3 separate regions of the Mus musculus genome follow, and regions 1 and 3 are each linked to region 2. Evidence: chromatin loops called from intact Hi-C (ENCODE). Cell type or tissue: heart. All regions are shown on one strand. Each heading gives the region's core, and the rest is flanking DNA. Links, peaks and the distances in the headings are about the cores only. Region 1 holds the start of Fcnb (ficolin B). Region 2 has its middle 14 kb from the start of Gm13373. Region 3 overlaps Col5a1 (collagen, type V, alpha 1).

Region 1 (10,291 bases), core at 3,098-5,597, 330 kb before region 2:
TATGAGGGTCAGGAGAAGCAATGTCACTGGAAGAACACCTCTGCAGGCCTACTGACAATACAGTGCCCGGGGCACACTAGTTCTCCCCTTGAGTCAAGTTAGCAATGCAAGCTGGTAGCAATTTAGATCTAGGGCAGTGAGATCCAAAGCAACACCTCTCTCCCATTGCTGGCTATCTCATCCTGGCCATGGGACAACCTCTTCTCCCAGGTCCCTCAATGGGGCTCTGGAGACAGATATCTCTCCCCTTACTGGGATCACAGTGGTGAGAAGGCAAGTGAGACACAGTCTGGGACCACCCACATTGGCTTCAAGCCTGGCATCTTCTCACAGAGGTGTCCAGCTTTGTTCTGTCCCCACCAAATCATTGCCAGGCTGGAGTACCTTCAAGCAAGGGGCTCTCCTGCTGAACCCCAGGGCACATCTGGCTCAGGAGACATAGGTACCAACCACGGTCCCCACTTGGCGAGAACAAGTATGCTTGAGGTCTCCACAAGTGCTAATGTTGTGGTTCTGTGTCCTAGTGACTGTACCCTGCAGCAGATCCCATATGGAGGCTGCCCCACTCTTCACTGGAGGGCCAGCTCAGGAAGAGGCTGGTCGTTTTAAGCCTCTGCTCTATTATGTGAGGCAGGTGAGGAAGAAAGCCACAGCCCAGCTTTCAGGTGGGGCTGTGAAAGTGTCTGTTTCCTAGATGTCTTACAGTGGCCAAGTGGAGCAAACATAGATAGGGGACCAGGGGGCGGGGCTGAAAAGCACGCCTGAAGCACCTAAGTAAGGTGGTCCAGAGAAGCCCTCCTGGGCCTTTCAGACTAGTTGGACCTTGTTTTTGTCACTGGCCATTCTGTCAAGGCATCTGGTGTCACGGAGGGCCCGAGGTGTCCTTTCCGGACAGTAATGTGACTCTGGACCCCTCCACCATTACTGCCCCCTTCCATATCCCCTCCTTCCCCAGCACACACCTCTATCTCCTTTGGCACCTGCCTCTCCCTTGGGCCCTGCAGCTCCAGGCAAGCCAGGGCAACCTTGAAGGATGGTGAGCTGCTTGTAGCCTTCCAGATCTAGGACCTTCAGTTCTGCAGAACAACACAAGCATCAGTTGGTACTAGCATCATATGCCACCTGCCTTGAGAGCAACTGCCAGCTCAGCCATGTCAGGCAGAGGGCTGTGGACAGAATCGGCAGAAGTCAGGTCTTCCTGTGATGGAGATGGGCCCATCATTGCCTTGGGGAGCTGGGCAGATGGGAGGGGCATGCAGGACAGATCTGTATCCGGTGGGAGTGGGACTGCTTGGGAATGAGCTCTCCAGTTACCAGTGCTGTCATTTGACAGATCACCCAAACCCCGCCCCCGTGTCTGCCTCCTCAGCCCCACTCAGTTGTAGGAACTAAAGCTCAGGGGTTAAGAGCACTTACTTCTGCAGAGGTTGCAGGTTTGATCCCCAGCACCCACATGGTACCTTACAACTGTCTGTAACTCCAGTTCCAGAGGATCTGATGCCCTCTTCTGGCTTCTGCAGATACCAGGCATGCAAATGGTGCACACACATACATACAGGCAAAACAGCCACACACACTTAAAAATATGTTTTCTTAGAGAATAGGGCTGTAGCAAGGACTCAACTTGAGAATGAAAATTAAAGTCTTGCCGTCATTCTAGAATTTAGAGAGGGCTTTGGAAATGGTTATGGAAAAACAAGAGTCAATCTTGCTAGGAAACTGAGTTAATGTAACATTTTTTTTTTCCTCCAACTCATGAGGGTTGACCATGGACTACAAGAGGTCTTCTAGGGGAGGGGACATGCATGCTCCAAGGCACAGCTGGAACCCAACAGAAGTTGCTACATTTTGTAAAATATTGTTAATTTGTGAAATTCATATCTCTGCAGAAGAACACTTGAAATATCAGACTAGGGCAGGGTTCACTTTGGAGACCAGAGAACTATCTTTGGTATGCTTCTTACCAGGTTTTTGTTTTTGTTTTTTATTTGGTTTGGTTTGGGGGGATTATAATTATGACAACTCTCCCTTCCCTTTCTCCAAATCCTCCAAATCCTCCCAAACTCCATGCTCAAATTCATGGCCTTGTTTTTCATAAATTGTTATTGTTTATTCATACACATATAATATATGTATATTTATATACATATAAATTCCCAAATATAACCTGTTGAGCCCATATAATGTTACTTGTGAGTATGTTTACAGGGCTCACAGTACAGCACTAGACAATCAATTGATGGAAAGGACCACCTCTCTGGCTCCCAGCATTCCTTAGCTGCCTGGAGCTCTTTGTGTAGGGTTGAGACCTCGTAGGTGTTTCCCTGTCCAGTTTCCCTGCTGGGCTCTTTCCCCTGCAGTGGGTGGGCTGTGTCTTGCTGTTTTAGTCCCTTCTCTAACCATGTCACCACTTGAGACAGTTGCCCTGTGCTTAGGAGTAATATCCCCAGGGGATATCAGAGCAGAGCTGATCAGGAATATTCTCCAACCCCAAATCCTTGCCCATATGTACCAGGAGACTCTGGGATGCATCTTTACCAAAGTTACCAAGGGGATGTGGCAGCCACAAAGTAGAGGATCCTAGCATCTCTCTCCAAAGTCCCTAAGAAGGTGGAAAACATAGGTGTCATCTTCGTCTGTGAAGTTCCTAGGGTCAGGCTGAAGGCCTCAGGGTCAGCATCACAGGCCCACAGAGTCTCCACCTGAGCCAGTGCTAGCTGCTCAGAGTCTGTCCTCAGAGGGTGACACTGAGCTGACAGGAGCTTCTCAGAAGAGGTGGGCACAGGGACACTAGAAGGCACTGAGTGGGTAGTTAACCTGCTCTCAGGGACTTAGAGTCCTTCTCACCTGGGCATGTGCCAGCCGCATGGACAGTCAGGGTCAAGACGAATAGTGCAGCAGATCCCAGGGCCATGGCAACTGGTCGGCTCCCAACCCCCTCTATAGCTTTGCAGAGACACTCTGCTCTTATAGGGCAGGAACTCCATATCCCCACCTTGGGCTCCAATGTCCCAATCCCCAGGAGATAGTCACTTCCTGGAGGCCTCTGGTTGCACAAGAGACCTAAAATAGTCCCAAGGGTATGTCTGTTCTTCCAGGGAGGCCTTTGGAGGTTCACTTCCCCTGCAGAGGCATCTGAGCCAGGTCTAGAGGCACCTCTGTTTGCAAAAGGCCTGCCTTGCTGGTGGCTTAAGTCAAACATACTTGGGAGTTCCACATTCCCTTCCTATTTTTCATCATACTCTACATTGTGTCTTGTGGTTAGGTGGGATTCTGGAGGAAGGACCCTAGGATAGTCCAGAATGAGCTGGTAATTGGGGATTTGATGGAGGGGGAGTCTTGACATCCCAAGACTGTTTGTACCTTGTCATTACCGGCTAACAAGGTGGAAGAACTTACCTTGCATTTATAGGACTGAAGTTCCATAGCCTGCAAGGATCAGACACTGAACGCCAGTTTGTGTGAGCTCCAGTGAACGCCAGTTTGTGTGAGCTCCAGCCAGTCAGGGGCTGCTCAAGACACCCACAGGAGAAGACATGTCTCACCCCCTCAACCCTCACCTTCCACCTTCAAGCTAAATTCTGTCTTTTGAGCACTGTACCCTGCATGCTCGGCCTAAACTGGCAGTAGTTGTTCAGCTGAAAGGTGTGGACATCTGAGGTCATCACTTTGAGTCAGAGGGTGACAAAGGTGGGTGGTGGGAACAGAGTGCTGAGTAGGTCACGGCCACACTGTTGGCGACAGGAGGATAGACACAGGGACAGCCAGATAAGAAACCTAGCAAATGGTGGGCTGACCAACTCAGCTACTGCACAGGCCTAGATCCAGGGTTTTGAGTTGACTTACCACAACATCTACCTCTGAACTCCTGGAGCCTGTGTAAGGGCCGCTCCTACAGATCCAAAGCTGCTGCTTCCACGACAAGATGTTTTCTATGCTATGCTCTGTTTTGTTTGTTTGTTTGTTTTCTTTTGCAGGGAAGGTTGCAAGGGCAGATACAAAGGAATGTGGAAGTAGATGAATGGGATTGGGGTGTGTGATGTTAAACTCACTAAGAATAAAAAAAATAGTTAAAAAAAAATAAACCTAGCAAAACTTTGGGATACCTGCAGGCACATCATTACCAAGTGTGGTGCACAGCTCCAGACTGCACTGTTGAGCAAGCGGGAGCAGGTCTTTTCTGAGTCTCCCAGAACTGCGGAGCCAGGCCAGGCAGGCTCAAGGCTCAGCCAGGCAAGCCTCTCTGTGCCAGCTAGTCGGTTCAAGATGGATATTCACCAGGGGCTTTGTCAAGACAGAGACAGGGAATAAGTCTTTGAACCCAAATGGCAGCTGCCTTAGCTGCCACTGCTCCTTCTGCACGGCCGCCAGAGGGAGATGTCACCAGTACAGTCCTGTAATGGGGATTGCTACTGAGATGTGGCTTACGACAACGCAGAATGTTGATGCCGTGGTTCAAACATGGAAATGTAACTCCCCTTGTGATAGGACGATTGTAGGAATTGAACTCCTCTGTAGTGTTTGGAGTTACGGCCTCTGGAGGGCAGCTGTGACTAAATACGTGTTTTGGTTACTTTTCTATTGCTGTGATAAAAGGTCACAACCAGGACAGTTGATAGAAGAAAGTGTTTATTTGGGGCTTACAATTCCAGAGGGTTAGAACTCAGAATGGTGGATCAGAGGCAGCAGGTGAAAGGCAGTCAGAGTTGAGCGCTCACATCTCAATGGCAGGCAAACAGGAAGCAGAGAGAGGGCACTGGAGATGGCAGGAGGCTTCCAAAGCCTCAAAGCCACTCCCAGTGGCATAATCCTGCCCAAACCACTCCACAGCTGCTGAGCAAGTATTCAAATGCCCAAGACTATTGGGGGACATCTCATTCAAAACACACAGTGAAGATGCCAGGGAGTAGACTCCATGATCAATCCTGGTGGCTCTATCGGAAGAGAGATGACCAGGACACATGCATGTGCAAATCCACACACCCACATGCTTGCAAATGTTTGAGTACATATACCTTCATGCTTATACACACAATATGAATGAGCACATGAACATGTGCACATATGTATAGGCATAAATATAGACACAGTATGTACATATATGTACATTCACTGATGCATGTATATACATAAGCATACATGCACACCTGTATACACACGTACACTCATATATATAAAAACATACACGAAGAGTGCCAGCAAGATGGCCATCACTAGATGGAGACCATGGAGTTTGCGTGCCCAGAGTCATGAGCCATAACAAATCACCTATTCTGCAGTTTGTCAGTGACACAAAAGAGACAAATAAAGCCAGGTTCTGTCACATTCAAGTACTTGAAATTTGGCTGCATGAGAACCACTGACCTCTGGTAACAGCAGTCTGGATATTCAGGATTGTCAATCCTACTGGAGACAAAACATAATGAAGGCACAACCACAACTGCTAAGCTCTGGAAGCATAAATCTTGAAGAAAGAAAGAAAAAAAAAAGGCTTCTGGCTTCTTTTGACCATGAGAATTTGCCAAACTCAAAAGCTGCTAGACAGCGGTCAGAGCCAAGGGCTGGGAAGAGTTCAGGTTTGGGATCCAGAAGGGCTCCACCCTAGGAGTAGGGTGAGCTAGCCCTCAGCATTCCTACATTGTATTCTCAGCCTCTGAGAATGCCAGGGGGAAAAGCTCACTTCTAGAAACATGCAGGATTTTGTCAAGAAGTAGGGACCTTCACCCATTGTCATGGAGGATGCACCTAGTACAAACACATCTGAAAGCCACTTGGCATCGTGTCCACAATTCTCCGTGACCAGTGAACTCAGCATCCAGCCACGGTAGCTCATCTATGCTCAGCAAGAAGATGCTGGGACACGCTAGAACAAGAGGCCCACCTGTCACAGGGGTTCACACTAGGGAAGCCTGGAACAGCAGCTTGCTGGAATTGACTCACAACCAAGCACTAAAGAAACAGATTAAAAATGCCAGGCAAGTGTGGGACAGTAGACCATGCCAGGAAACTTGGCAAGGTTGAGTGGACCCCAGATCCCAGCACCCAGGCTCCCTGCTCCCTACGAGATTCCTGGCCCAGAACACGTGACCACACTCCCCACGTTCATGTAGCCCAGAACGGAGTTCTCCATGCTAATGAGGTATCTAGAGGCCCTGAGGATTTAACCAATAAGTGTCTCTTTCCGGACATTTCTCCCTGCAAAAGGCATCTAATTTCTGCTCCACCCTGAGGGGTTGGTATGCACCCATTTTCCAAAAAGAACAAAGAGTTTGGAACCAAGGATGTCTCTTTCATCAAGAACTGCTGTGGGGAGCACGGAGAAAGCCTTTGCCTACCGAGCCACACTGCCTAAGTCTCCCACAGAAAGCCCCTCTGTGCTTCCAGACAACCGCCACTAAGATAGGGACTTTTTCCGATGAGCTAATCTGGCATTTCCCATTCTCTCAACCCCTGGTTTGTCATCATCCCCAGGCCTTGGGCCCCCAACTCCATTCCCAACTCTCCATGACTCAGTGGTGTCTGGATGTCCAGAAGTTTAGGAGCTCCCGGGACCTCCTCATCACAGATCCGGGGACCCCTGACTCTTCTTTCCCAACTTCTCTATTTGGTTTTCCAGTGGTGACAGCTATGTCTCCTGTGAGGACATTTACTTTCAACCCTACCGTGCTACAATGGGCATCTGCCAAGTTCAGAGACCAAGAAAAAGGGCTGGAGGTCTTCTTGACCCCAAATTTGGGATAATTCCTGTTAGGGAGGAAAAGAAGTCAAGTATCTGAACCACCAAGTCTATGTGTTCATATCTGTGGGGCCCCATCGCGTTAGCCTTAAGACACTCACTTCACCCTTTCTTCTTGTGGATTTAATTGTACTTCCTCCATCTCTATGTTCCCAAGTAGCCAAATCCCCTTTTTCTGTCCCTCCACAGACTCCTATCTGCAGGGGCCTGACTCTGGTGGTGCAGCATTAAAAACCTCGAGATCTTTCTATTCCATTGTCCCTGGTGTAGGACCCTTCAGCTCAGGGGTCCTGAACCCTGGCTCCCCATCCCCTGCACCACTGAGATGCTGCCTGGTTGAGTCCTAAGGAAAGCCCTGGGCGTTTTCTTCTCCTTTGCCTCTGCAGACAAACACCACAGTCTGAAGTTCAGGAAGTAGGCAGACATCAAGCAGTTGTTGTGGAGAACACCCAAGAGTTGTCACAAGACCCAGCACTTTGACCCCCAAGTGAAGACCAGAAAAGAATGAAGATTTCCACATCCACACATCTGTCAGTTCACATCTGTAAGGTCACAAGGCTCCGAAGATGGAAGCTGTTCCGTGTCCCTCGGCTGGTGGGAGAACGAGCAGAGCACACACCATCCTATTTGGATGGTGTCATATGTCATCCGCTATACAAAAGAGCAAAGTTCTGGCCTATTCCACACTGTGCATGAGCTTGCAGAAAGAGAGCCAGGCCACACTGTACAAGCCCCTCCCTCCCCTCCCCCCCAGAACAGGCAGATTCAGAGAAGGTACAGATGTCAGAGCCTGGGGCAAGACAGAGGGAGGCAAGAGAAAGACCAGTTAAGGGTCTAGGGTGCCTTTCAGTTGATGAACATTTTCTAAATTATTATGAAATTGTAAAATGTGCTGACAGCACGTGAGTGCAAAAGGTAAGAAGGAAACCCCACTGAATTGAACACTTCAAATGGATGGATTCCCTGGTGTGTGGATTCTGTCTTAATAAAGCTGTTAAAGAGTAAAGGGACTGGGGAAGAAGCAGATAAAAAGGCCTCCTGAAGGCCCCAAGGACCAAGCCGAGGATCCTTAGACACTGTAGGTGTGTGTGTGTGTGTGTGTGTGTGTGTGTGTGTGCGTGTGTGTGTCTGTGTCTGTGTGTGTGTGTGTGTGTGTGTGTGTGTGTCTGTCTGTGTGTCTGTGTATGTGTGTGTGTGTCTGTGTGTCTGAGTGTCTGTGCATTCACACACCATATTGTTCCTATGGTACCCAGAAGACAACTTGTGGATGTTGGTTGATTCTTTCCTTCTTCCACGGGGGCCTAGGACTGTAGTCAGGTTGTTAGGCTTGGTGACAAGTACCTTTGCCCACTGAGCCACCTTGCTGCCGCCACCTTGTATTTGTGGAACAGAATCTCCCAATAGCTGCTCTTCTCTCTGTCCTAGTAGGCTGGGCTGGCTGACTGTGAGCCCCTAGGTCTGCTGTCTTCATCCCCAATGTGTTGGGATCATAAGCAAGTGGCAAGACACCCAGTTCTTTTCTCTTCCTTTATGTGGGTGCTGGGGCTTGTACTCGGGTTCCTATGCTTGTGAGCATGCGCTTTTACTAAGTTCTCTTCCTTCTTTCTCTTCCCCCTCTCTCCTTCCCCTCTCTCTTCTCTGCATCTTCTCCATTCACTCTCTTTCACCCCTCCCTTCCTCTTGTCAGACCCCTTTCTTTCACCTTCCTTTGTTAGGAGCCCACGCTGTAGTGACCCTGCCTCCAGAAAGCTGCTTTCCAGCTATGTAGTATTGGGAAGTGCTTGGCAGCTCTGGGGGGGGGGGGGAGGGGGGCAGAGGGTGTGAGGCAGGGTATCAGGCAGTGCCAGCCTCAGAGAAGCAAAATTCCCAGTGGGAGCTGCTGAGGTCAGCCCAGGTCATGAGGCAGACGCATCTGGGGCTAGGCAGGAAGCATTCCTCACCCATGGCCTGTTTTAATTTCCCAGAGATAATAATGGGGCACAGAGCACCTGCCAGGCACCTGAAGACAGATGACCAGTGCTTGCAGCGTAATAGTCTGTGTCAGAGAAAATTGGAATTTATATCTCCTGAGGCAGAGATCTCTTCACACTGCGATGCCTGCGTCCCTAGAACGCTGGGAGTCTGCCCTGGGCTGCTCACTGGAGACACAAACAAAGACAGAGTGCTGTGGAGGAACTCTGCTCCCCAAGCCCTATTTTTAATATCTTAATTGAGTCTACAAGCCCTAGGACAGTGTGGAGCAAACAAATCTCATGATACTCTTCCTCTAGCTCTGCCTGGGATGAAGGTCACGTTCACCTTCCAAAGTGCAGGTGTGGCAAATCAGACAAGCGAGGCTGCTGCTTTCCGTTCTGTCTTTGTGGTTGTTCTTGCTTAGGTCTCCATGTTTTAAAGCTTGTGAGCAAACCAGAAAAATCCAAGAGAATGTCCCCACCTGAGTTAATCTAGTCATTCTTAAAACCCCAAATCCACCTGCAGCCTTTTGTTCCCGGGGCCCAGAACACAATCTGCTTTGCACTTGATTTAAGCATGCTGACAGGCCTCTGCTCGCACGCCTGCACCAAGGCAGGAGTGGTACATGGCTTTCATATATAATGCATGAGCCAAGCAGTGATGGATGCAGGGACGCAGAGCGTGGTGCTGTGTGGACCCTGTGTGCTGTCCGCCCTGGACCTTCATTTTTGGAGCTCCTGCACAGACATATTTATTCTGGATAAAAGAATGGGATGAGGCTGCAGGGACATTTGTTCATGGAAGTAGATTTAATTTTAAAACTCAAATTAGGACAGGATTAACCTTGCTGAAGGGTACTGCGACATGGCCAGAATGTCTAAAACTCATCCCAGTGTCACTGTATGGGAGAAACACTGGTGTAATTAAACATTTATGGTATGTAAATGCCTTCTCCTAAGCCTCTTTCCTCCCCACAGTCCTCTCTGAGATGCTGTCTCTTGCCCTGTGGAGTAAATGCAGGCACAGGCCTCGCCACATGGCTTTTCTTCCATCCTGACCCTGCCATTCTTAGAGACAGGTGGGTGGGCTAGCAGGCGTGTGCATACATGGCTGTACATACGCACACAGAAGCAAATCCCTGCCAAGGCTCCTTAGAGACATGCTCTCTGCAAGCCAGAGAGTACCTTGTGTGGTCTCTGTACTGTCCTGTGCACTGGAGGAACTGGAGGTTTAAAAACAAAAATCCCAAAGAAAATTCTGATTGGCCGGTTATCATGACTGAATCTAATAAGGATGGAGCTTTCGAAGAGGGCAATGCTTTACGCCAGCGAAGGCTGACCCTTTGCTGAGAGATCCTTAATCTAGGGAATCCTTCTGTCCCGCTTGACGATTGATCTCAAGACTCAAAGAGTCCAACTGAAGTTTCCAAAGCTGGCTAGAGAGTTCAGCAAGCAAGTTATTACTGCTTTCTCAAGCACTTGATTTTTGCAATTCCTCCACAAACTCTTTCGATAACAAACATTTCAAAAGGCCTGGCAAACGAGAACTGCAAACAGGCCGTGGTCTGTCCTGTGGTTTCCTCAGCAGAACCCAGATCTCTGC
Region 2 (10,291 bases), core at 3,371-5,870:
TAAAGGATGGGTAAATGGTGGGTGAGTGGAAGAATAAACGAGAGGATGCATGGATGCATGGGTGCATGGATGAGTAAATGGATGGACAGATGGATGAATAAATGAGTACATGGATGATGTGGATGGATGGATGGATGGATGGATGGATGGGTAAATGGATTGCTAAATATGTGGGTAGCAGATGAGTGGACAATGGACAATATGGATGGGTACACCCATGAATGGAACTGAGTGGATGAACACCCAGGTGGCATGAATGGATGGATAGACAGAGGATGATGCAGGGTTAGATAGTTGGGTAGACATAGATTATGTGCTTGGCACACAAATGGAAGGACAGTGGACGAAGAGGAGGACCGGGACAGGGCAGGACCTGGGCTTAGATCCAAGGTTGGAGGTGTGAGAACAGGAAGCCCAGGGAGGTGGACTATTTGCCAAGCAGAGCAAGACAGGAGTAATTAAGCCCATGTGCACTTCCCAGAAGCCCCAGCAGCCCTGGCTTCATTAAGGTGCTGGCCAGGGAAATCTCATCAGAAATAGAAATTGAGGTTTGGGCTGCTTCCAGCTGCACACTCTCTAATTCCAACCCAACCACAGCCCAGGAGGGCCCAGCCCACAGTGTCCAGAAGTGAAGAACCCAGAGCAGGAAGTGTCCCTACCTGGATGACACCCCTGACCTTCTGAGGCTCTATTGCCCTCTCCCTCTGGGAAAACCCAACAACACAAATGCCAAGCAATGCCCGGCTTCAGACAACTCAGGATCACCTTCTGTGATCACAGCCCATCCCCCACCGGAGCCCACACATTTCTGTCTGTCCTTCCTCACATGCAGATAGATTTGACAGCCAGACATGTCTCCTCCCTATGTAATCCTACTCATGCGAGTCCCACACAAGACTTTCAATCAGGTTATCATTGCTTCAACTTGCACATGGAGAAACTGAGGCTGACATGAGGTCGTGGTCCCATCAGTGACTTGCCCAGAGTATGGAGTCCAAGGTGTCTATGTGATCAGACTCAGCATCACCAAAGGCATCCAAACAGCGTCACATGCACGGCCAGCACCAACCTTTGCCATCATCTGCAGAGTTGGCACACACCGATTCAGAGGGACCCAGATGCCCACTACCCAAGGAGGCCGAGTAGTCCAGGTCTTGGCCTTGAGTGCTCCTGGCATCTCAGACCTGCAGTACCAAAAACCTACCCTAAAAACCTGTGGCATCTGGACACAACATCCCCATTCTACCAACCTTGTGTTCCCTTTATTTTATAGGTAAGGGAGGCCTCTGCATCCAGCTGAGTGAAGCCCTGGGAAACGCCACATGACTGAGGTGGGTACAGGCAGCCTTCCTAATGCCACATGACTGAGGTGGGTACAGGCAGCCTTCCTAATGCTTAGTGCGTCAGTAGCTGCTGCTGTGTGGCCCAGAGGCAGCGCCTTCCCCTCGCTGGGCCCTCCCAGCACCTTCTCTAGAGGAGCAATGGAGAGGACCCCTTCCGAGCCCACTCAGCACGGTCTGTTCTGTTCAGCAAACCCAACATTTCTAGACCTCTCTGCGTTCATGCCCACACATCCAGAGAGACAGCACCAGAACCTCCCTGTGTTGCAAAAGGAACAAAGGCTGTTTCGTGAGCAAGAATATAAGTTGGCGCCAGCTATAGAATTCTCTGCTTAGTGACCCAGTTTCTCAAGGGGGAGGGGTAGGGGGTTCCGTGTCAAGTTGGAACAAATTAAAATACATTTGTCTTTCATTCGGAAGGAGTCCAGCACAGCAGGAGAGCCAGGCACGGCCTCATTCCAGCATGCCTAGTGCCAAGTCAATTTGCAAAGAGAAGTGTACACATGGCTTGGGGGCAGTGTGGTAGGCCCTTGGGGGTGGGGCTATGGCTCATCCCAAGGCCACTGGCAGTTTGCCATACTCTGTCCAATGTGATGCTGACCGGTGCTTGTGGGTGAAGCTCCCCACCACCCCAGAGTGCTTCTTCGGGGCTGATAGGGATGACAGCCTGCCCCGGTCAGCACACTGTATCAGAGTCCCAAGTGTCACCGATAATCATAGGAACAACAACAATATCACTTACATTTGTTGGCTGCTATGTGTGGGCACTGGGCCAAGCCCTGCCTGTGGACAGGTCACAGGCAGATAAGAACCCAGGGACACAGCAAGAACTGGGGATCAACTTCATCCAGTCTGTCAACAAACACTTCTCTTTTCCTTTAAAATCTTTTTCATACAGTCTATTTTGATGTTTTCCCTCTCTTAGCTCCTCCCAGATTCTATCCACCCATCTTTATATTCTCTCTCTCTCTCCCTCTCTCTCTCTCAAAACAAAGCAAAGCAAAACAAAAGCATAAAACAAAACCAAAATAAAACAAATGAAGTAAAAATGCCAAAATGAAACAAAATTAAAAAAAAAAAAATCCTGTGCACGGTCCTGCCCTGGAGTGTGGTTGATATACCCAGTAACACTCCACTGCGGAAAAACTGGTTTTCCCTTTTCCAGTAAGTATCAGTTGCAGACAGCTTCTTAATTAGGGCTGGGAGCCTGTGGTCACTGGCTCTCTCGGTGCTGGGACCCCATCTAGCTTGAACTTGTGTAAGCAGTCTCTGTGTGTCCTTGTGTGCAGTCTCTGTGTGTCCATATGTCCATCAGTCCTGTTGTGTCTGCAGGACAGTCCTGTGGAGTCATCAGCCACATCTGGTTGGCTCTTAGCATCTTTCTACCTCCTCTTTCACTTAGACCCCAGTTCTATGCACTGAAACCAGAGGAATTCTGGGCTCCAATAGACAAAGGGCAAAGCTGCTTCCCCCACCCTGGGTGACAGAAAACACAAGCTGTGCACAATGAGCTCTATAGCCAGAATGAGGCCACAGGGCGGGGCCCTGCCTGGTGAAGCACAGGTACCAGGAGAGGCCATCAGACAAGGATGAAACAAAAAAGGGACATGGGGTCCTGCAAACCCTCCAGATAGACCATGGCATGCCTTGAAGGCCAAGTCAGGTCTCAGAGTGCCTGAAGCCATGAGTTCCTAGGGCAGGATGGAGGGGCCAGGCACTTGATATTTGCTGAGTCCTCATACTGACTGTGTGGAGAGGGTTGGAGGGCCAAGATAGACTCGTGAGTGTGTGTGTGTGTGTGTGTGTGTGTTGTGTGTGTATGAGTGTCTGTATGTGTGTCTGCGTGTGTGTGCATCTGTGTATGTATGTATGTTTGTGTGTGTATGTCTATGTATGTGTCTGTTTGTGTGTCTGTGTCTGTGTTTCTGTGTGTATGTCTGTGTGTGTGTTTGTGTGTGTGTCTGTGTGTGTATATGTTTGTGTGTGCCTGTGTGTGCATGTGTGTATATGTGTGTATGTATGTGTGTTTGTGTGTGTGTGTCTGTGTATATGCATCTGTGTGTGTCTGTCTGTGTATATGTGTGTGTGTGTATGTGTGCATTTGTGTGTATGTCTGTGTCTATGTACTTGTGTCTGTGTATGTGTCTGTTTGTGAGTGTGTGTGCATATGCACATATATGCACATGTGTGATGTGTCTCTCAGTCTCTCTGTGTCACCCTTTCCCATCCCTCCCTCTCTTACTTAGTCAAGGCCCTCCTGACCTCTCCAGACCTGAGTCTTATGTCAGGAAAAGCTGTGAACAGCCACAGGGTGATGGAGACTCCTGCTCTAGGCCTGTCCTGTAGGTGTGCCCTCATCCTGGCCTACCCTGACCTGTCTCAGGAGGACCCCACTGCCTGCCTTACCCACATTGCTCCATCTACCCCTCCAAGCTGCAGGTTATCTCCTGCCTTTCCTGCACCCTTGAAATTCACATGTCCTTCCTGCCTTAAGATGGCAGACTCCATATGGAGACCCTTGTCCACCTCTCTGGCCCATCCACCTTCACTGAGCCCCTTCTGGCCTGGATCTCATGAGACTACTCTCAGCCCCATCAGAGCTGACCCTCAGGCTGCCCCTTGGCTGAGGGACCAGCCAAGTACAGTGAGACATGCAAGGTGACCGCCACACCTCCCAAACAGCCCCCAAATGGTACAACCCATAATGACCAGAAAGCTTTCCAACTAAGGTGGAACTTTACTACAGGACAGTGGAGAGGCCAGGACACCAGACCAGAGGCTGAAGAACCCACCAAAGGCACTCAGTGAATAGCACTGAACTGGACCTCTGTCTCCAGGTTGCAGGCCCCTGCTCTGTGCCCAGTGGTTGCCCAATACATATCCGTGCCCACCCCAAGCTGCAGCAGGAGAAGTACCCAGGCCCCACACAGGCTGAGGCCTGTGAAGCTCCTTATTCCTCTGACACGGACAGCACTGCAGTCCCAGAGCTCTGCAACCTGCCTCCCTAAGTCACCAGCCACCAGTCAATAACTAGCTAGACACCAGCTACTTGGCACTAACCATTATAGATAAGCTCACAGCACCCCCTGGTGGATGGCTGCAGGCTGACAAGCACTTTCTGTCCATCCTGGCACCACCCCTCCAGCCATCCTGGGGCCCAGAGGCAAAAAGGCATGAGGCTGAAAATGGAAACCTGGTGCTGTCCCTAAGGAAAAGTGAAAAGAAGAAAGACACCTGCCTAACAGACAGTCGGAAGCCTCCTGGCTGTGAGGGTCCCTGTCTCTAACATGGTGGAGCTCAAGACCCAGAGTTCACCTTTCACAAACTGTCTGTGTTTTTCTTTGTGCTAAGGCTTTTCTGGGGCAGCCAGTGCTACTTTGGAGAGATCCACACACTGGGCTCTTGTCTGAGCTTCCCTCCTCAGCTAGGCAGGACAGAGGACCAGCAGAGTCACTCTCCTGAAACTGCCCAGAGCTTCAGAGGCCTGAGAAGAGGTTGCAGTAGCCAAACTGATGAGCTAGAGGCAGCTGGGACTGACTTAGGCAGCCGAGAGTTGGATACAACCTGGGATGGGGGAGGAGGAGAAGGGAGGCAGGGACTCTAGAGGGAAGTGAATCCCTCCATCTTGGCGAGTTGGAGCCAGGAGCCAGGGTTGCAGTCCCAGGAGCAAGATCCGAGAGGAGATAGGAGTCTAGTCTCTCTAAGCTGGGGGAGGGGGGCAATGGCCAATGCAGGAACTCTGCAGAGCTCTGTGATTGTGGGGCCACTGAAGTTACCAGTTCACAAGGCCACAGGAAGGCACAGGATGTGCCAGGCTAGGCTGTGGGTATAACCTGGGGAGAGTCCAGCCAGGAGGAGGGAGCAGAGATGGTATGGAGCAGGAAGGGCAGAAGGAACAAGATGGAGCCTTGGTGTTAGGTCCACAGCCAAGGGACCAGGATATCACTTAGCAGAGCCATCTTTGTGACGTAACAGCAGCCTGAAGCACCTGGCCTGCCTCAGTTTTCCTCCAGGATCTTTGCCTGTTCAGAGCAGAACCCAGTGAGTGACAACAGCCTGGCTTTGGCCGGCAGCCTCAGAGGACAGGTGACCCTTGCAGTGACCCCCCCCCCCTGAAACAAGACTTCCACTTCTGGAGCAGAGGTCTGGGAACAAGTTCTGCCCCTGGTCATCAGGGACAGAGTTGAGACACACACCCCTTCTCTCACCACAGCATCAAGAGCTGCTCACAAGTAGGCTGTGGAGTGGGAAGCAGAATGTTCAGGAAGACAAGGTGTACCCCCAACCTACTGAACCCCAGGAGCACCCATGAGAACCACAGAGAGCCTCGCTGTCCTTGGGGAGACTCGACAACCAACTTTGCAGGGCAGATTGGAATGGTCTTTGCAAAGCTGATTCTCTAGGTGTGCCTGTCCTATAACACTATACCTAGCACTTCCAGAAAGCGAAAGGAGCCCAGAAAACTCATTCTACTAATGTAGTTCTGGAACCAGGGTATCTACAACACTGGCCAACGGGAAACTTATTATGTTGTTTGTTTGCAGTTGGTTTTTTTTTCCTTCTAACAGCTTGGAACCAAGCACAGACATCTAAACAACCATCTTTATTCCAACCAGCCTCCCTTCCCACATTCTGGAGTATATGACCAGTGGCTACCTCGGAACCTGGACACCTCCCTTCCTTTACCAGAGTCGGATAATGGAAGCCAGGGAACCTCAGTGGGTGCAGGTTTTAAGAAGCCATATCGGAACAAAGAACAGGGAGGGACAGAGAGAGAGAGAGAGAGAGAGAGAGAGAGAGAGAGAGAGAGATCCTGTGCTCATCCCAGAGCCTACCCTGCTAGGCTCCCAAGGGCTGGTGGGATGACTGACTGGTTGTTTTTAAGTATTTGAGAAATCAAAGGAAGCACGCTGCTGCCCCCTGCTGGTCATTCTCCTCCCTGTGCCCAGTGGCACCAGCATTCCTGCAAGGCCTGTTCCTGGAGCCTGCTGGGAAGGCCTGGATCCACTGGGACCAGGTTTACCAAAACGCCAGAAGTAGGACAAGGACCACAGTGAGGTGAGACAATGATCTCACGTACAGGGTGGGCACAGGAGAAGCTAAAGAGTCACCAGGATAAAAAAAAAAAAAAATAGGTAATACACCTGTTTACAAGTGAGACTCTCACTGGGCCTGGTAGTGCAGGCCTATAATCTCAGATACTCAAGGTGGGGCAGTTGGATCACAAATTTTGGTCCTGCTTGGACTACAGAAGGAGTTGAAAGCCAGCTTTGGGATTTTCTGTTTCAAATTAAAAAGTTAAACCTGAGCCTAGCTCAGTGGTAGAGTGTTCGCCTCTCATGAACAAGGCCCTGGGCTCAGCCCTAGAGCTGAGAAGGAAAAGCCAGCCTGGAGATAAAACTAAGCTGCAAGAGCACTTGCCAAGCATGCATAAAATGTACGGGCCTTAAGCTCCATCCCAGTACCACATATACAGCCGTAGCGGTGCAAGCCTGTAACCTCCACACTTGGGAAATAGAGGCAGAAGATCAGGAGTTCAAGGCGAACGCAGCTACACAGTGAGTTCAAGGCTAGCTTAGGCTGCTTGAGACCTTAGCTCCCTCTCTGCACAATTATCATGTCCATGGGAGGGCAAAGTGCTCATTAGAGACAGCCTCTAACCTTGCCCAGTACTCCCCCAGGCCTGGATGATACCCAGGACTATGTAGGAAAAGAAACCCAATTCCTAAAGGTTGTCCTTTGACCTCCACATACTTACTGTGGCACAGTCAAAAACAGACAGACAGACAGACAGGCGGACGGACAGACAGACACACTCAATAGATAGATAAATAAATAAGTAAATAAATAAATAAATGAAAGAAATGTCCACAGAGCTAGAACGAAAATAAAAGCTAGCCAGGTGGGGGCTGGAGAGATGTCTGAGCGGTTAAGAGAGCTTGCAGCCAAGCCTGACAACCTGAGTTCAATCCTCAGAACCCAACTAAAAGGGAGCCCCAACCCTCATGGTCTCATTGAGCTGTAGATTTCACCATGCACGTTGTCTTTCTTGGAAGTGGTCACTTGGGTTGAGGCTCTGTGACAGCTTGGATGAGAATGTCACCCACAGGCTCGTGTATCTGAGCACGTGGTCCTTGGTTAGTGGAGATGTTTGGGGGAAGTTATGAAACCTGCAGGATGTGCTCAGAGCCTTGCTGGGAGAAGCACATCACTGGGCACACGCTCTGAGGGTTTACAGCCTCAGCTCACTTGCGGGTCACTCTCTCTGCTTCCAGCGTGCTTCTGAGATCTCATTTCTCAGCTTCCTGCTTCTGCTGCCATGCCTCTCCTGTCGTCATAGACATCTAACCTGCTGGAACCAGAGGCCAAAATGAACTCTCCCTTAAGCTGTCTTTGCTCACGGTGCTTTATCACAGCAACAGAAAGGACACTAATTCAGGCCCTATGGGTCATTAGGAGTTAGATTTCCACGTGTCTGTATTAGACATAAGTCACTGGGTCAGGCACCATGGTGCCAAAGTCTAGTTAGTAAGGAATGGGGTTTCTGGTTTGTTTTCAGCCTGCCCCACACCCATTCTTCCACCCTATAAGCATCAGGGCCCTGCCGGTGAACTGTGAGGGGTTCACCAGGAGGGCTTTGAGTCTCGCCACTCAGAGTAACCCCTTTGGGCCCTGAGACACCCGTGGCAGAGTGTTTCTTCCCTAAAGATAGTATGAAGGGCTAGGAAGATAGCTCGGTCAGTAAAGGGCTAGTAAAGTGCTTGGAAGCTGGAGGACATGAGGTAGAATAAAAAGTCAGATGCTGTGACACACATCTGTGTCCCAGGCTGGGAGGACCAGAGACAGGGGAGGACCCGGCTCGCTGGCCAGCCTGGAAATGAGTTAGTAGCTAAAAGCGTTTGGTCTCACAGACACCCAGGGTCAGTCTCCAGGAACTATATAGTGGCTCGCACCATCTGGAACACTAATTCCAGAGCATCTGACACCTTCTGGCTTCCACAGGCATGGGGTATGCATGTGCCACATCTGTATATATTACACATACGCAGGCAAACACTCATAAACAAAATAAACAAACAAATAAATAAATAAAGCTAAATATTTAAGTTTAATAAGGTGGGTCCTGGCATAATGGCATTTGCCTTTAATCCCAACACCCGGGGGGAGATAGAAACAGCATATCTCTATGAGTTGGAGATTAGCCACGTCTATATAATGAGTTACAGGCTAGTAAGACCCTGACTCAAACTAAAGAAACATACAGTGGAGACTGATTAAGGATGACAACCAGTGTTGACCTCTAGCCTACACATGCACGCACACACACACACAGAGAGAGAGAGAGAGAGAGAGAGAGAGAGAGAGAGAGAGAGAGAGAGAATTAACATGAAGCCATACCCCAACATGGCTGCTGGTAGGGGTGGTGACACTGAGGATGCCAATATCTCTGACCTTCTACCCGCTCTGTAGTGACATCTCTGTTCCTCCCCCTAGTGAGCTGAGGCTGCTTCCACCAGCGGGACAATGAGGCCTTGTGTTTTTGGAGGTGGTCAGTGCTTGGAGGGGCTCCCCCTGGGGTGGGTTCAGGTAAGTGGAGAATTTGAGCAGGTCCACCAGTCAATAGCTGCCACTCAGCTGTCGTCTCCATTATATCAGCAACCCAAGCTGGACCATGTGCCCCAATAGGCACCCACCTCTGTTAGGGGAGAGTCCTGCCTCCTCCCTGGTTCACCCCTGTGTTAGAAAAGACTCCATAAGAAACATAGTCAATAGCCGGGCGTGGTGGCGCACGCCCTTAATCCCAGCACTTAGGAAGCAGAGGCAGGCGGATTTCTGAGTTTGAGGCCAGCCTGGTCTACAAAGTGAGTTCCAGGATAGCCAGAGCTACAGAGAAACCCTGTCTCAAAAAAAAAAAAAAAAAAAGAAAGAAAGAAAGAAAGAAAGGAAGAAAGAAAAGAAAAGAAAAGAAAAGAAAAGAAAAGAAAAGAAAAGAAAAGAAAAGAAAAGAAAAGAAAAGAAAAGAAAAAAAAGAAACATAGTCAAAGCCCAACAAACAACCAGAGGCTGGAGAGATATTTCTGCAGTTAAAGAGTATTGGCTGCTCTTCCAGAAGACCCAGGGTCAATCTCCAGCACCACACGGTCTGTCCAAGAGGACAAGAGGATTTGGTGCCATCTTCTGGCCCCTTCAGGCACTACACATACATGGTACAAAGACATACACGCAGGCAAAAATACTCATTCACATAAGATAAAAACAAAATAATCTACTCTACTGCAAGATTCCACCACAGGCTGGCACAGCCCTTCTCGCTGAGGTCCAGGCCTTCTTGTGCTGCCAGAACCTTTCATGGTGTGCTGCTCTGACTTTAAGCTCCTATTCCATATTCCCATGTGTGATACTGTACCCCAAGAAGCCAGGCTTGGTCACCCATTCTTGAGAAGCCAATTGAGACTTCTTAGTGGCCGGGCGGTAGTGGCACACGCCTTTAATCCCAGCACTCGGGAGGCAGAGGCAGGTAGATTTCTGAGTTCGAGGCCAGCCTGGTCTACATAGTGAGTTCCAGAAAAAAAAGAAAAAGACTTCTTAGTGACCCCCTATGTCATGTTTTGTTCTGACATGAGGCTCACATACATATGTGAAGCACAGGGTTACACATCCAAACAGCCCAGTCACGCCCATGATCCTGCCCACTGCCAACCCCTCCTTGTCTCTGTAATGCCACAAGTTCCTCTCTGGTGGAGAGAAAAGATTCCCTTCTGGCTAGGAGGCTTTCTTTCTCCCAGGATCAGATTCTGGGGTAACATGCCCAGTTCTTGGGGTCATTGTTTTAACAGACTGAAAGCTAAAGTGTCTCTTCAGATATATTCATGTCTGGCATGCCTGATAAGTACCTCCCCCATTTTATCTAGAGCTTGGGACTGGTTAGGAGGTGGGGGCGGGGGGGGGGG
Region 3 (10,291 bases), core at 5,163-7,662, 430 kb before region 2:
GTGGGGCAGAAAGGCATGGGGGATCCTAAACAGATCTAGCTTTCCATGTCTGGAAAGGAGGGAAGATGGGTGGCTTTCCCTATAAAAGCAGCTTACTGTTGATAAACCTTGAAGAGGGCAGCTTGTGCTGAGGCGGTTTTCCTCCAGTATTCCTTTAGTTTTGGTTGTGAACAAAGAGTGATTGACAGGCCAGGGAGATGGCTCAGTTAGGAAAGTGTTTAGCCCCGCATGTATAGAGGCTGGGCATGGCAATGCAGGCCTGGCATTCTGGGGCTGTGAGAAAGAAAAGAGACAGATCCCTGGACCTCTATAGAGTTTTAGGTTCAGTAAGATCCCATCTTAAAGGTTACGATGGGGAGCAGTTGAGAAAGACACCTGATAGCAACCTCTGGCCCCTACATGCACTCACACATGTATACACATGCCCATAAATATGCACACACGTGGAGGGACAGAGGAGAGAGAGGAGAGGGGAGGAGGGAGAGACAGAGAGAGACACACAGAGAGGAAGGGTTTAAGTCATACCTAGTACTCTGAAATGTGATTAATTCCCCAGAGCACACAGCAAAATGATGGGAAAATAGGGCCAGTAAAAATAAAATGTGAAAGTCTATCCAAGGTTTGGAGAAAGTGCTCATGATCCAATACTAAATGCGGATCATATTATACCTGCCCACTTTGTATGCACACACACAGAAAAAAAAATGAACTGGAAGCCTGTGCCCCCGACCAGTCTCATGGCTCTGCATGGTGGGCTGCAGAGGGGTTTAATTTCCTTTTCTGCTCTCCTAATTGTCTACAATGAACATATATTACTTTTTTAATCAGAAAAATATCAAATACAAATAATTTAAGCTTTATTATTTTTCCATTATGAAAGTAACATTCACCATAAAATATTGGGGAAATGTGCAGTGGGAGAGGAGAGGGAGAGGAAGAGAGAGAAGGAGAGGGAGAAGGAAGGAGGGAGGGAGGGAGGGAGGGAGGGAGACAGAGAGAGAGACAGAGAGAGAGAGAGAAGGAGAGGGAGGAGGGAGGGAGGGAGGGAGGGAGGGAGGGAGAGAGAGAGAGAGAGAGAGAGAGAGAGAGAGAGAGAGAGAGAGAGAGAGAGAGAGAGAGAGAACAGCCTAGCCTTGCACAACAGGAAGATTTGTCAGTGTTAAATTTTCTTCTCTTCTCCCCAGCCTCATGGTTACAAAATGAGTCCTGGGCCTCTCCGCTGCAGTTGCTTCCTTCTAGAACGCAGCTGAGACTCATCTAAGGCACCTGGGCAGCCGTGGCAATGGTGCCCCAGCTCCTGCCCCTCACACTCTGCTAGGTGTTTGCTGAGCACCTGGGGAACCTCTCCTTGGTGTCTCTGGGGCTTTCTGCAGTGTAAGCACATGCAGTTTCCCACATGCCTCTGAAGGAGTTCCACATGACGAGGGCATCTGCGTTCTCTAGTGACCCTCACTGCATGTCCTGGCTTAGGACTCCTGAGCAGATCCATATGGTGGCTGGGCACTGAGAAGAAGAGCACAGGTCTGCCTGTGGCGGGACACGCGCTCCTTGGCGTCTTACATTCAACCTTGCAGCCTTAACCTCTGATACCCTAGGCACATGTAGGGCGCACGGACCTACTGCAAGCATGATCATCATTTCTGAAAGGCAGGGGCTGGTCCAGCTTGTCCTCTGGGCCAGAACAGCAGCCACAGTCCATCAGTGGGTGCCCTAGTTTCCCTCCAAGGTCACTGGACTCCCACATGGGAACTTTGTGTCCCAATTCACTTGTTAGGAGCTTTATAAAATCAATTATTCAACCACAGGAAACAATGGAGCACATGCTGGGTTCTTCCCCTCAGAGACAGAGCCCCAGACCCACTCAAGCTAGAGCAAGGGTTTATCTTTCCAATGCTCACCTGAGGGAGAATGGGCCTAGAGAGCACAGAAGACTTGCTCAAGCATGCACGATAGTTTCAATGTATCCAAGGTAGACTTGAGCCCCTCTCCATCACCTGGAAAAGGTGGGGGCCAGAGTGCATGTTCATAAGTGAGCACTGCCTTTTTGCTTTCCTCTCTCCCTGAGGCTCTAACCACAGGGTCAGCCTGCTCCAGCAGAGCCTCTGCTGTATTGTGGAGGATGTAATTAGTCCAGGCACAGGTAGGTGAGACACGGTCAGAGGACACAGGTACCTCTGCAGGGCCACCTCTCATCTTTGCTCAGTTTCTCTGGACTCAGGGACCCTCTGGGATGTGACTGAAGCAATTTGAAGTGCTGAGGCACTCAGTCAGGTGACAAGATGGCCTTCTTTCTGCTCTAACTGCCTGCCCTTAGTTTCCCCAAACAGCCAGTTGCTGTGTTTGGCAGACATTGTGTGGCCCTTGCTGGTCCTGGAAGTCAGGATCCAGAAGTCTTGTCTAAGTTCATTATCCTGTGGGTTCATTCTGTGAAGAGGGCAGAGCTGGGGGGTTGGGACATAAATACTGCTAAGGTAGAAGGCCTCTTTCTGAGCAGGTGGCTAACTAATGAAGACCTTCTCTATTGTGACAGGGGCACCCTGGAAAAGAAGGTCCTCCAGGAGAGAAAGGAGGCCAGGTGGGTACCCACAGCACCCTGCCTCAGCAGCCAGTCTCTGTATTGGTCTCCTAAGACCAATGGGGTCTGGGGGCATGGGGTGAGGGAGAGGCAGTGCCTGGACTGTAAGCTTCAGTCAGTCATGGGAAAGGGCTTTTGACTACTGAAGGATGCCATCTCCCTAGACAGGATACCCTTGTTCCCCTCAGCTGAAAAGTGTCTCACCTCAAGGTCCCCAGGAGGGAGACATGTTATTTCAATGACCCTGTTTTTTCTTGACCCAGGGCTATGTTTCCTTATATTACATAGCAACAACTCCCCCCAATCCCTCTGGGCCTCCTGAAGCTGGACACAGCATCTGACTGTCCTCAGATATTTTTGCTTTTTGAAAGGCATCACCCACTACCTCCATCATCAGCATCAGTACCAGTGAGGACCACAAGGCAGGGCCTCCTGCATCTCCCACAAGGCTAGGGTCCCACAGTGGTTGCCCAGGTACTCACACCTGAAAATAGCTAATGTTCTTTCACTTTGATCTTAGGGTCCTCCTGGCCCCCAGGGTCCCATTGGCTACCCCGGTCCACGAGGAGTCAAGGTAAGAGGGACTCTGCAGCTCTGGGTCTTCATAGAAGTCAAGGTGGGAAGGATGTATGTCCCTGGCTGGTTCCTGGCAGCTTCTCTGTTGTTAAGCCCTGCTCCAGGCACTCTAGAGTAGCCTAGTTCCCCAGTTCAGTATGCACATGCTGGGACCTCAGACAGCATGTCTGAGCAGGTGAGGATCTTGCCTGCCAGCTAGGGGACAGACTGCTACAGGATGAGGGATTACCTCCTAGACAGCTTGTGAAGAAGTGGGGACACTGTACTGGCCACCCTCTTGTGTTTACCATTTGTTCATACCAGGCTGACCTCTGGAGCCTTTCATGGATGTGGATCTTGTGAGGCAGGGGCATGGCCAGCCTAGGGAAGCTCAGAAACAGTCCTTTGAGCTACTGGCATGTTGGAAGAGGAAAAAGACTAGTATGTCCTCTCAAATCCCCAGCAGGCAGGGTTCGTGAGAGATGTCCATTTGTTTACAATCGTGTTTCTGCTGGTAGAAATTCCTGGAACCTTGTTAAGTGGGGCACAGAGTGCCAGAGCAATATTGAGAGCAAGGTCCCCTTTGTCCCTTCAGCACTAACTGAGTTTGCTCTGAGCTGCATGATTTAATCTTGAGTTCCACGGTTCCTGGGGCGAAGGCACATTCCTGTGTAGAAGATGAGCGTCTTATCGACAGGGTCTCTTCCTTCACCATACAGGGACTTTGCAATATCTCAAAGCTCCAGTCTCTTTCCCCACCCCAGCACCCGGCAAAAATGATAACAGCCCCTTCCTTCAAACTGACATGAAGGGGAACAGAGGTGTGCCCCCCTGTGAGTGTGCATATATGCAGAAGCACACCACAAAGCAACTTCAGTTTGAAGAATTTATATAAACATGACCCAGGCCGCTGCCCCACCCATGTACCTTGTGGTACTTTCTGTCCAGCATTGATGCAGACCCAAAGTATACAGCTGCCCTGGGTTGTGGAGGGTGGGGAGCTCACAACCTCCGTGTTCAGAGACTGTCTGGAATCCCTCCAAACATGGTACCCGCGTCTAGACTTGAACCCAAATGGCCCTGTTTCTGTGCCTCAGAAACCCTGACATCCTAGTTTCAAGAGTGACCTCTCGAAGATGGCAGCCTTAGGCAGGTCAGGTTCCTCCTGAAGCTTGCTTTTCCTGACACTGTGCCTACTGAAGGCTGGGAGGGAGATAACTGAGCAGCAGCGCTGATTATAGGAGCTCTACGTGTGTTTATCTTACAAATTTCTGTCTCCTACCCCAAGCCTTTGGCAGCTCCTATACATGGCTAATTGCGTAAGGCTTCCTCTGCAAGCTGAAAGGTGTTTACTTTAAAATGTTTATGGAGAATGCTCTTATCTATCGATCTGGTTCAAATTCACTCAGAACATGAGCAATCCAGTTAAGACTTGGAAGCAGAGAGGGAAGCAAGCATTAAGACAGTTTTCACAAGAGCAAGAGATAGTACTGCCCCGTGTGCTCTTGAGAACTGACGTGGTGTTGGCCACCTCATGAGTGCCAGGCTCACGGGCACAGCAGAGGTAGGTGTGGGAGCTGTCACCATTAGGGTAGAGAGATCTGATTATTTCCTACCCAGGCTTCTTCCAAGATGGGGTTCTCTCATGGCCTGTCTGCTATAAGAAAAATCCCACAATCTAGGGTTTTGTAATAGAGACTGGAAGTTCAAGGTCAAGGTGCAAGCAGATCATCATTTGGTTAGGGTCGCTTTCTCCTTCACAGCCTGGCTCTTCTCACTGCAGCCTCATAAGGTGGAAAGAGCAGACAGCCTCTCTCACCCCGCTCCCCTACTTCCCACCAAGAGTTGAACTCGGGGCTTGCCCACATCCCCTGGGCACTCTACCACCAAACTAAATAACCCCCTTATTTTTAATCGTTGTTTTGAGGAAGAATCTCACTAAGTTGCCTAGGTGTCTGGTCTTAAACTCATGCTCCTTCTGCTGCAGGGTCATGAGCAGTTGGGTTTGCAGGTCTGTGTCAGCTTCAGGGTCATGAGCAGTTGGGTTTGCAGGTCTGTGTCAGCTTCAGGGTCATGAGCATTGAGTTTGCAGGTCTGTGTCAGCTTCAGGGTCATGAGCAGTTGGGTTTGCAGGTCTGTGTCAGCAGGCCTGAACCTGAGAGATCATCTCTGCTGGGTTCTTCTGTTTATGTTTCTCTCCACCACAGAGATGCCTGGAAGAGTGTGGTGGGTGGGGCTCTAGGTCTCTCCTATGGAGACTTCTAGATATCCAGAAGGCATCTCAGGCAAAAAACAGTGCCCAGAAACCATTGGTTCCAAGGCAGCTGTCCAGACAGGGCACATTGTACCTTCCTGAATCTGTTGGACCACAGATGTTCTTCAACTCCTGTTACTTAGGTGCATGTGGCAAGCCTTGCTCACGGACTCTGTGTAGACATGTCATGATATCTCCATGTCTGCTCTACGCTCCTCTTCATTTTTCAGTTTGCTGCCCAACATTGACTCAGGTTTGAGCAAGCACAGAGCAGACTCCCTAGAGTCAGCACTCCTTCCTTAGAGCCATTCCATCCATGGCTGCTTTCAAGGGCCAGGATCCTAATGGGCTGGGCACCTATGCTGTCAACCCACATCCATTTATTTGGTGTTGGGATGAGTGAGCAAGAGCTGCTCTGACCCAGCTGCTATCCAGATCCATCCTGTTCAGCAGCTGTCCTCTTGCCCCTCCATTCTTCATTCTAAGCTGTGCATCATGGGATACTGAGTAAGGATGTTGTCAACCATGGGCTTGTCTCTTGATGCTCCAAGCCCTCCTTCCTTCCAGTGGTTGAGATCTCAGGGTACCTGTCCACCTGGCTTATAGCTCCTACCTTCCTGTGTCAAAGCTCAGATCTCAGCCCTGACTCCTGGGTCTGTATGTCTCCATTCCAAAGAGCTTCTTTCTAAAGCTCTTCCCAGCCCCAACCTCGGAACTACCAAGCCTATGTGGATCTCTGGCCAGCAGAGGGCAGCTGGTGGCACCTGGGTCTAGAAGGTGGCTCAGGCCCAGGCTGCAGCCTCAATCATGAAGAAACTGAGCCTTGTGACTCCTCTGCGGTCCTAGGCAGAGGTGGCTTGAGGCAACTCCTGGAGTCAACAGTGAGTCCATGTAGGTAAATGTCACCCCTCTCAGGAGCCCAAGGTCAGAAGGCATGGGCGGTTAAGCTGTGGCTCCATCTGTTACTAGGTTTTATGACTTCGCCTCTGACAACAGAGGGACTGGGACCATTGATAATAGAAGAAAGGGGGCCTGCTGTGTGTCCTTAGAGCTGTGTCTAACAGGGATTCCATGTCCACCCTGGGCTGAGGCCAGCCATACTCATTGTGACATTAGTTGGTGCAATACCATGTCACCTTTCAATGATAATGCAGAATTAACACAAACAGCCAGTGCACAGCATTTTTCTACTGGATGTCCAGTATGCACAGGGCACTGCCCTGAGGACTTTCAGATCACCCTTTTTCAAACAGTAGAGATAGGCTAGAGTCCTTGTCAATCCACTTCCAGATAAGAAAACAGGCATGCAGAAGTCTGGGACATCTTCAGAGGCCACAGAAAGGGTCAGGATCTTAACTCGCCGGCCTGCATTGAGTTTTTCCTAGCTGCAGGATTGGGGGACTCTTCCTAGAACAGGCAGGCATGCTAGCCTGGGAAACTGTTGGCAGGGCTTTGGGCCGTTAGAAAGGCAATATCAGGCCTTTGAGTAATTTGGGCAGGGGAAAGTATGGATGTTTGTGCAGAGGCCAGGGTAGGAGTTAAGGACAGTGGGGGCCTCACATGAGCTCCTGTCAATCAATGAGAGAACAGGAAGTACCCCTCCCTCCAGAGATGGAGGTATGTTGGATGAGGACTCATCTAAGGCTGGTCCATACTGCCTGTGGGAGCTGTTCCCTCTTGGGCTGTGCGTGTTTGTGATCACTCTCTATTCTTGCTTGCACAGGGGGCAGATGGCATCCGAGGTCTGAAGGGCACCAAGGGGGAGAAGGTAAGAATCTATCCCCTTGAGGGTGGGCTGTCTCAGTGTGGTACAGGACTCAATGGGGTTGCCTCCGAATGTGGAGGGGAATTGATGCCGTCCTGGTCCTAAAGGAGACTGGGGATCATGACACTGTCAGCATCTCCTGGGCTGGCCCAGAGCATCTACCTAGGAGGCCCTAGGGTGGCCACATGGCTGTATCCACATACCTTCGTCCCCCAAGTCTCTCCCTGCGGGTCCTTTGCAGGCAACAGTCCTCATGGTAGTCAGTTCTCACCTGAGAGGCCCAGAATTCCTACACAGAGTCTATCTAGTTTTACAGTCCAGTCTCAGGCTTAGAGCCAAGGCATGTGAAGGCACGTGCAGCCCGGTGACACTTAGCATATAAGCCACAATGTAGAATGTGGTACTGCCTGCCATGTTCAAGGCTGTATATCAGGCCTATGTGGATCATCTTGGTTAATACAAAGCTAAATAATGACACCCTGAATCACATAGTCAGAGTGCCCAGTACCCCTGGCAGAAGAGATATCCCGAGCCTTGTGGAACTGTGCAGCAGCCAGCCACTTCTGTCCCTCCATTTGGTGGTAAGAGGCCTGGCATTTGGATGGGATCCGACCATTTGAGCTCCATCCTATTGGCTGTAACTACTGGGTGTGGTTGCCCTTTGTGTCAGGCTGTGGCATTCCCTGTGGAATCTAAAGGCTATGAGAACAGACCTGACACCCGCATCTGCTTATGCTTGGAAGGTATACATTGCTTCTCACTGGGTACCTGTGGACAGTTTTTTGCCTCCATTACTGACTGATCTGATAGCCTGAAAACTATTCTCTAAAGACTGCTTTAAGGGCTATGGTTGGGGACATCTCAAGGTAGAGCCTGTGTGGTCTACCTTGAACTTCAGGGTGCTAACCACCTGGCCACCCTTTGGGAAGATCAGGCCAAAAGGTCTTCCATTTTCCACTATTTCTAGAGCACCTCTCCCTGATAGAGTAGAATCCTAGATCTCCTTCTGCAGGATCAGGAGAATGGGTTTGTCTTTTGAACAATTCAGCCAAGAACATACATACATGGACCTCATAGGGGTTTAGGGAAAAAGCGAGTTCTCTTAGGAGCAGATGCCCACTTGCTCCTCAGAAGGACTCTTTCCAAGCCCTCTGTCCCAGATTTCCCATTCTTTTGGGACACTTTACTACTGGACGGTCCTTCTGAGGATGGTTTCCAGAGCCTCGGCTTTATTACTTTATCTTGTCTTGTTTGTCTTCACGAGACAGGATGTGTCCCGTTACATACTTGGAAGGATATGACTGGGTTACCTGATGATGGTGCCTTACCAGGGAAGTTCCTGGGCTGTTCCAAACGACCCAGGAAGGCAGATTAAGAGGGCTCTAGGGAGAGGGGTGCCCGAGGATCTGTGGGTTTAATACATTGTGCGTACTGTAGCAGGTCTAAGGGATGGGTAAAGGCCTGTGGTATGCAGGCCTCCTTCTGTGCAGGCTGTATGTTTCCTCCCTGGGCAGCTCTCCTGCTCCTGTCCTGGGCTGGGGCTCCGTGTTGTGCAGGCCCATTGTGAGTGGACAGTAGTGTGGTGGAGTGGAGTTCTCTGTAGACTGATGTTTTCTTTGTTTCTGTTCAGGGTGAAGACGGCTTCCCTGGGTTTAAAGGCGACATGGGAATAAAGGGTGACCGGGTGAGTGTCCTGGGCCTAGGATTTGGGCCAGGGACAAGCAGAGTGAGTTTGGGGACCTGCATGAAAGCTTCGGGTATTCGGGACCACAGAGCAGCTTATCAGAAGGGAGACAAACACTTCTGCAAAATCCTGGTCTGAGGACAGAATGTCTGGAGCCCAGGGCCTCTGTGCAGTGCTCTCTAGCCTGCTCCTCAGTCTCCACTCCAAAGCCGGGGTTGCTCTCACCTGTGTTAACTCCAAGGACAGCTGTGGCTACTGTCACTCTACCCTGAGTGTTGGACAGGTGCCTTAGTGAGGACTGGGGACCCTGGATTACAGAGAAATTTGATTTCAGAGGATGAAGAGGAAAGACTGGGTGGAAACACTCCAGGCAGGCCCATAAGCAAGCCCCTGTCCAAGGTGTAGTGGATGGCTAGCAGAACTATGCGCTGTTGAGGATCTGCAGTCCCTCCTGCAACCCTCCTGAGGGTTTGCTCATCTCCTGGATGCACCCAAGTCACATTTGAAGCCCATACAAGCCCAACACCCTGCCCTCTGCTGCTCTGCCATGGGTGAAGCCCACAGCCCAAACACTCTGGTGTCTGCTGCTGGGCCATGGGTGAAGCCCCCCACAGCCTGGCTGTTTTCTGATACATTGTCCGTCCCAGCTCCAGGGAAAGCTGTTGGTACAGAAAAGGGTGTGGCTTGCTCAGGTCAGGGGTTGGGGAGGGTACTACTGCCCAGCACAGCAAGCACAATGAACCAGGGGTTAACAGTGACACTGAGGGCGGCTTCTAGGAGCTGATCTATAAAGTCGCCTATTAGCTCCTGCTGAGAAGTTTCCCCACATCTTCAGAATAACTCAGAGCCTGACAGAAGGTGACACACTGTGCGCCTGGTAGCCCAGCTGTTGCACACACCTGAGTGCCGTCTATCTGTTAATTCTGGCCTGTTGTCTGCTTGTATAATTATCTTCATAGCAGGCCCTGAAAGCACCTTTGCCCAACATCCCAGAACAAGAGGGCCTATATACTTGACACTTTGCCACAACCCGATGGGGAATGTCTGAAGCCACCTGCTTGTCTGTCAGAAGAGAAGAATATAAAAGGGACTTGGTGTTCTCTTATGCTGCCACTGATGGTGACTGCTCCCGGTCTCCTCCAAGTGAAGGATTCTCAGTGCCTCTGGCTGAGGGGCAGAAGTCCCTTTGACTCCCTCTTTCTGCTGACCTGGCACAGACCATTAGAGTTCACTTAACTGAGGCATGTGTGGTGGTGCATGCCAATAATCAGTGGCAGGAGACAGAGGCAGGAGGATAGATATGGGTTTGCAGCCAGTTTGGTGTTTATAAAGAGACTAGTTGGAGATGATTTAGAAATGGGAGATAGGAGTTGATAGGTAGACAGACAGACAGACAGACATAGCGAATCACACAAAAGACACTTCCTGGGAGCACAGATCAGTTTTCAGTAGATGACG

The links. Peaks named below come from ENCODE experiments on the same cell type or tissue, not always from the same donor. Only the 100,000 strongest peaks of a DNase experiment are listed, where the experiment ranks them.
Region 1: it touches region 2 in a loop (2.0-fold over the local background); 3 of 42 quality-filtered maps call a loop at or near these places.
Region 3: a loop joins it to region 2, with 11 times the contacts of the local background. A loop is called at or near these places in 13 of 42 quality-filtered maps.

Annotation. Positions count from the first base shown.
Region 1 is chr2:28,081,944-28,092,234 of GRCm38, forward strand. Fcnb (ficolin B) reads right to left here and starts at 2,935. Exons shown (of 9, transcript NM_010190.1): 1 at 2,848-2,935; 2 at 963-1,076. The coding sequence starts at 2,914. In heart, for the core only: a CTCF peak has its summit at 4,380 (motif pointing right); no DNase peak of the experiment used is centred there.
Region 2 is chr2:28,413,843-28,424,133 of GRCm38, forward strand. No RefSeq gene overlaps it. Among named protein-coding and RNA genes, the nearest start is that of Gm13373, 14 kb to the left of the region's middle. In heart, for the core only: a CTCF peak has its summit at 4,433 (motif pointing left); a DNase peak (open chromatin) is centred at 4,429; H3K27me3 peaks cover 1,404 bases.
Region 3 is chr2:27,977,942-27,988,232 of GRCm38, forward strand. It overlaps Col5a1 (collagen, type V, alpha 1), which reads left to right. Exons shown (of 66, transcript NM_015734.2): 26 at 2,531-2,575; 27 at 3,096-3,149; 28 at 7,108-7,152; 29 at 8,780-8,833. Among named protein-coding and RNA genes, the nearest start is that of Gm13372, 50 kb to the right of the region's middle. In heart, for the core only: a CTCF peak has its summit at 6,127 (motif pointing right); a DNase peak (open chromatin) is centred at 6,149; H3K27ac peaks cover 2,438 bases.